2 separate regions of the Homo sapiens genome follow, and region 2 is linked to region 1. Evidence: chromatin loops called from intact Hi-C (ENCODE). Cell type or tissue: heart right ventricle. All regions are shown on one strand. Each heading gives the region's core, and the rest is flanking DNA. Links, peaks and the distances in the headings are about the cores only.

The links. A loop is a pair of places that touch in the nucleus more often than their neighbours do. Peaks named below come from ENCODE experiments on the same cell type or tissue, not always from the same donor. Only the 100,000 strongest peaks of a DNase experiment are listed, where the experiment ranks them.
Region 2: a loop joins it to region 1, with 1.9 times the contacts of the local background. A loop is called at or near these places in 5 of 110 quality-filtered maps.

What each region holds. Positions count from the first base shown.
Region 1 is chr3:197,452,464-197,455,378 of GRCh38, forward strand. The region is part of intron 2 of LOC105374308 (a long non-coding RNA gene); the gene reads right to left. Among named protein-coding and RNA genes, the nearest start is that of LINC02012, 56 kb to the right of the region's middle. In heart right ventricle, for the core only: a CTCF peak has its summit at 1,751; no DNase peak of the experiment used is centred there; H3K27ac peaks cover 30 bases.
Region 2 is chr3:197,351,403-197,354,317 of GRCh38, forward strand. No RefSeq gene overlaps it. Among named protein-coding and RNA genes, the nearest start is that of DLG1, 54 kb to the left of the region's middle. In heart right ventricle, for the core only: no CTCF peak of the experiment used is centred there; DNase peaks (open chromatin) are centred at 1,239 and 2,669; H3K27ac peaks cover 2,452 bases.

The sequences.
Region 1 (2,915 bases), core at 297-2,796:
AGCCTCCCGAGTAGCTGGGATTACAGGCACGCGCCACCACACCCGGCTAGTTTCGTATTTTTAGTAAAGATGGGGTTTCTCCATGTTGGTCAGGCTGGTCTCAAACTCCCGACCTCAGGTTACGCCTGCCTCGGCCTCCCAAAGTGTTGGGATTACAGGCGTGAGCCACTGCGCCTGGCAATTTTTTGTATTTTAGTAGGACAGGGTTTCACCATGTTGGCCAGGATGGTCTTGATCTCCTGACCTCATGATCCGCCCGCCTCAGCCTCCCAAAGTGCTGGGATTACAGGCGTGAGCCACCGCTCCCCAGGCTATGTCTTATGATTTTAGAAGGAGAGAGCCCTATTTTGACCCAGCATCCACATTTCCCCTCCTCACGAATCTTGACTGAGCATCTTTGGGTCTTGTGAGCGTGTCTTCATCAATTATTGTGTCTAGGAGAATTGGGATATTTTGATCAGCCGCTCTCTAGGGTGGGGGTGGAGAGTTTCTTTTATCAGTGGAATGAAAGAAGGGCAATTCATAATCCCATTCTACATAGGATGAAGTGGAAATTCAGAGAAATCAAGGACTGGACCATAATTGCCTAAAGGCCAGACGGCCTGTTAAGGGCAAAGCTGGGACATAAACTAGTTGTCTCCAAAGCCTATTTTTAAAATTTTTCCTGTTGTTGTCATTGAGCAGGGGAAGGACTCATTCACATACCTTAAAATTCACCGTTTTAAAGTGTGTAATCCAGTGAAAACCCTGTTTAATCAACAGGCCAAGTGTTTTCAACTTCGGTGTGATCACTGTTCACTTGTGAAGTATGTGGTAAGCAATGTGTTGCTATTAATAGCTGAATTACCAAAGTTATTAGAATGATTTACTTCAAAAAATGGAAATCAGAATTAACAAAAGATTACCCTGTTCATAATGCCATCCCCATTTCCAGGCCGGGCTTGTTGGCTCCGCCTGTAATCCCAGCGCTGTGGGAGGCCGAGGCGGGTGGATCACCTGAGGTCAGGAGTTCGAGACCAGCCTGGCCAACATGGTGAAACCCCGTCTCTACTAAAAATACAAAAAATTAGTCAGGCATGGTGGTGGGTGCCTGTAGTCCCAGCTACTCAGGAGGCTGAGGCAGGAGAATCGCTTGAACCTGGGAGGCGGAGGTTGTAGTGAGCTGAGATCACACCATTGCACTCCAGCCTGGGCGACAGAGCGAGACTCTGTCTCAAAATAATAATAATAAAACAATGCCATCCCCATTTCCTTGAACTCTGATGTCCAGCACAGCTCCTGCCTAGAGGCGTTGGCACCCATTTGGAGTGGTTCCAAGGAGAAAATGGCAGAGCACGTGACACAGCCTGCCATAAAGCTGTCTCCATCACAAGACAGAATGGGTAAGCACCCCAAGACAGTACAGAGTGTTCCAGGAAAACTACTTAGAAATGGCAAATCAGTTCAGCAACGTTTCAGATTATAAGAAAAAAATTAAATCAATACACCGTTTCTAGAGTCCAGTGATGAAGACTAGAAGGAAATGCAATAGAGAGAGCTCATTCCCTGAAGAATCCAAATCATTAAGTATTTTGCAATTCACGTAAAAGGACATGAAGAATGCATTCAAAGAAAATTACAAACCTCTAATAGAAAAATAAAAACGAATAAATGGAGCTTCTGCCTGGGAAGATTCTACATGGTAAATGGCACATTCAATCTGCAGTGTAAAAGCTCATGCAACCTGACCATGCCATCTGCTGTAGAAGGAGGGAGGTGACACTCTTGCTGTCCCCTGAGCTGATCACAGCACACTCCAAGAAAGACCTAGACAAACTCAAACAAGGTGGGACCAGGGGTGGAGTCGGGGGAGCAGGCTGGCAACAGACCTGGAAGCCAGTCACACAACACAAGGAATGAGCTGGTTGAATCTGGGCATTAGAGAACAGGAGGCATTTTTTGCAGGTAAGAGGAGATTTAGGGGCAGGGTTGAAGGGTTGTGGTATGGAAGAAGTATTAGATTTGCCCTATGGAGCAACAGTGAGTAAAAATGACAGGAAAAGAGATTTCTGTCTCAAACAAAGTAGCAACTTTTTGGAAGTCAGAAGTGTCATTGATCTAAATTAAATGACGCTATGAAGCAGGCAGAGTAGGCGATATTATCACCCCCAACAAAAAGATGGGGAAAAGGTCCAGCAGGCAGAAATGACTTGTCTATCATCACCCAGGAGGGGCATATGAGGCTGTGGACACCCCCTGTGCTGTGTCCAGTGCCCCAGGCTGCTTCTGGAGCCAGCACTGAGCTTCCACAGATGTGGCAAAACAGGTGTGAACAGCCGGCAGTGCCCTTCTCCTCTCCCAGCAAGAAAGTCACAAGAAAACTACCAAAGTCAAAGGATGACGAGCAACTCTGAATATTCTGGGGAAAGAAGGATCAGGCAAGGACCAGTGATTCCCTACGGGAAAGTAATGACTTCTGACTGGAAGCTCCTACCAGGAATTTCTGACAGGAGACCAGGGATTTCTGACAGGAGACCAGGAACTTCTGACAGGAGACCAGGGACTTCTGACAGGAGACCAGGGACTTCTGACAGGAGACCAGGGATTTCTGACAGGAGACCAGGAACTTCTGACAGGAGACCAGGGATTTCTGACAGGAGACCAGGGACTTCTGACAGGAGACCAGGGATTTCTGACAGGAGACCAGGGACTTCTGACAGGAGACCAGGGACTTCTGACAGGAGACCAGGGATTTCTGACAGGAGAGTAGTGGTTTATGACAGGAAAACAGGGATGTCTGATGGAAAATGTTGGCCTCCAGTGGGCTATGCATGGAGCTCTGACAAGAAAACAAGGATTTCTGAAAGAAACTGATTTTTCTCAGGACGGTGATTTCTAAAAGCAAAGTAGTGATTTCTCAGCCAGGCACAGTGGCT
Region 2 (2,915 bases), core at 181-2,680, 100 kb before region 1:
CCACGCGATGGCTCAGAGCCTGGGAACCATGACAATTTCTGTGAGCCGTGGCAGTTTGAGGCCTACAGTTCACTCTATGTCATTAATTGACTCTGTGTGTGTGTGTGTGTGTGTGTGTGTGTGTGTGTGCATGAGAGAGAGACAGAGAGAGAGAGAGGATAATTTGTGAGTGAACCCTTTGTTCTTCATCCCTTCTCCATCTTGTGCTCCCCCCATAGCCTAGGAACTTCCCCAGGTTCATGGATTTCTTGACCACTCACCGTCTGTAGACACCGTCTTCAGACACCATCTCAGCACTGAAGACACACTGTGAACAAGGCATGTGTGTAGCCCCAGCCCCCATGAAGCTTACAGTCTAGCAGGAAGGACAGCATTTTAAAAGTTGCTAAATGATAGGGACTTGTCCATGAAACTGAATTGAATCTGGTTTAGCTGGTCAACAAAGAGAGTCTAATTTGCCATTAGACTACCATTTTGGTAATCGCTAGTTCTGAATGTCTGGCATGTAGTAGGCCCTCAGAAAATATCTGCTGGGGCCGGGCGTGGTGGCTCACGCCTTTAATCCCAGCACTTTGGGAGGCAGAGGCGGGCAGATCACGAGGTCAGGAGTTGGAGACCAGCCTGATCAACATGGTGAAACCCCGTCTGTACTAAAAATACAAAAATTAGCTGGGCGTGGTGGTGCATGTCTGTAATCCCAGCTACTCAGGAGGCTGAGGCAGGAGAATAGCTTGAACCCAGGAGACGGACGTTGCAGTGAGCCAAGATCATGCCACTGCACTGAAGCCTGGAGTGAGACTGTGTCTCAAAATATATATGTATATATATATGCTGAAGATAGATATTTGAGTTTCTATTTGATATCCCTGCCTGGAGTTATCGGCTCTCTCAGGTCAGAGGGCATGGCGGATTTATTTTCGTGTCCTCAGTGTCTAGCTCAGTACTGGCACACAGTAGGAACTCGGGAAGTATTTGAAGAATGGAACGGAATCCCGTTTATGTCATCTATAAAGACCATCAACTTGGCAATTGGGCCAAAATCCTTTTTGGGTGTGTGCTCTCTGGGTCACTGTGGTACAATCAGAGCAATGAGTTATTTTAAACCTCATAAACTTTTTTTGTGTGTGAAGCCACAGTCTCATCCTGGCACAAAATACACACATCTTGTTCCCATGAGGTCATGGCCAGGGGAGATTAACTCAGAGAGCCTCGGCAGGTTTCCATATCTGTGAGTGTGGCAGCACGCTGCACTGCCTGGCTTTCCTCCATGCTGCCCTGCCCCCGCTGTGTCTGCAGGAGCAATGATTGAGGATGAGACCTCTTTCTCCACTGAAGGAAGGAGTGGGGCATTCACAGAGGAATGAACTGAGTGTCTTTCTTCCCTTTTTCTTTTTACCTTGTTTCCGAAATTTTCTCTGACCTGAGACCTGAAAGGCACATGCACGCCTCCTAATTGCTGTTGCCCCGGACGAGGAGTCTTCGGTGGACTCTTGCCTCTGTTCTTAGGCCTTGAGGTCAAGTCTGGTGGAAAAGTGCTCTGCCATGATGATGTGTAGAATGTCGGTTTTATCCCAATTCAAAAGAAACACAGCATAATAGAATTTTCTCAACTATGAATTTTTCTCTTACATGTTTTTCTTAAGCTCTTAATGGATTTCTTTTGACCACTGGTGAGCTGCAGGCACAGCAAGTGAACTATTTTGCCGAAGCTCCAGAGACATGACCGTGGGCCTGCGCTACCTGGACTGATTGGAACAGCATTGCTGCTGGTCATGCTCAGAAGCCACCTGCTGCCTGGAAGGCAGGGAAGGGAGGTCAGCTTGACCTGCTGCTTAATTGTGTCCAGATGTCTCTATACTCTGATCCACCTACAGAAAAGGACACTCAAATGTGAAAAGAACATCTCTACTTGACTCAGAATGTTTCTTCAGAGTGACAGTGACAGTGACAGTGAGGTGACAGTGACTGACAGGGAGGCGAGCAGGCTGGCTGGGAGCCTGGCAGTCCTAAGTTCTTATCTTAGCTCTTCTACTCACTAACTGTAACTTCGGGCAAGTTAACCTCTATGAGCCTCAGTTTCTTCATCTGTAAAATGGGGAGGTGACTGTTAGAGTTTTTGGTAGGATGGACTAAGCAGATACATGAAGAGTGGCTGGCAGGACCCCTGATTCAAGAGAAATGGCCGTGATTATGACTCTGATTCATATTGTATTGGTTGCTAGGTGGCTATTTTGTGGGGAGAGGGTGTAACTTGATCACAGGTATGTACGGCCAGAAGCACTGGCTCCAGCTGTCCTTTCAAAAGCTCTCAGGTTATGGAGTCGTACATTGTTCTACTTACTGTATCCTCATTAATTCTTGATCCATCCCTCAGCCCTTCTTCCCACTCACTTAGATAAAGCAGAGACCTGTGGTTTTCCTGCTGGCATTTTGTTCAGACACTGGTTTCTGAAGGTCTTTCCTGCCACTTGGAAGGATGGAGGAATACAAGGACTGAGAATGTTTGACTCCTTGGAGGGAGACACAGGGTTTCACGGGATTAGCTGACACAGCATGTAATCACCTTTCTGCTGCTCCCTAAGGCGGGGGGTGGGGGGTCTATTACTGTTGCTTCTTAAGTAAGCTTAGATGGAGCCTGGCTTCGCAGGCCCAGAATCCACTGCTGGACACTTTCCCTCCCTGGCCATGGCTTCTTGTGGCCAGAGGGGAATTCCCAGCAAAACTGTTGAGCCAACCTGGCACATGGACCCAGCCTAGCAGTCCACCCTACTCTGTTCTGTGGAGTCCGGGGAGGGTCTTGTTCTTGCTGGACATTTCCCCTGGGCACTTTATTCAAGAATGAAGGAACGAGAGACAGAGAGCTGAGTCTGAGAGGCAGAGAGAATCAAAGAGACAGAGACTGAAAGAGACATGCA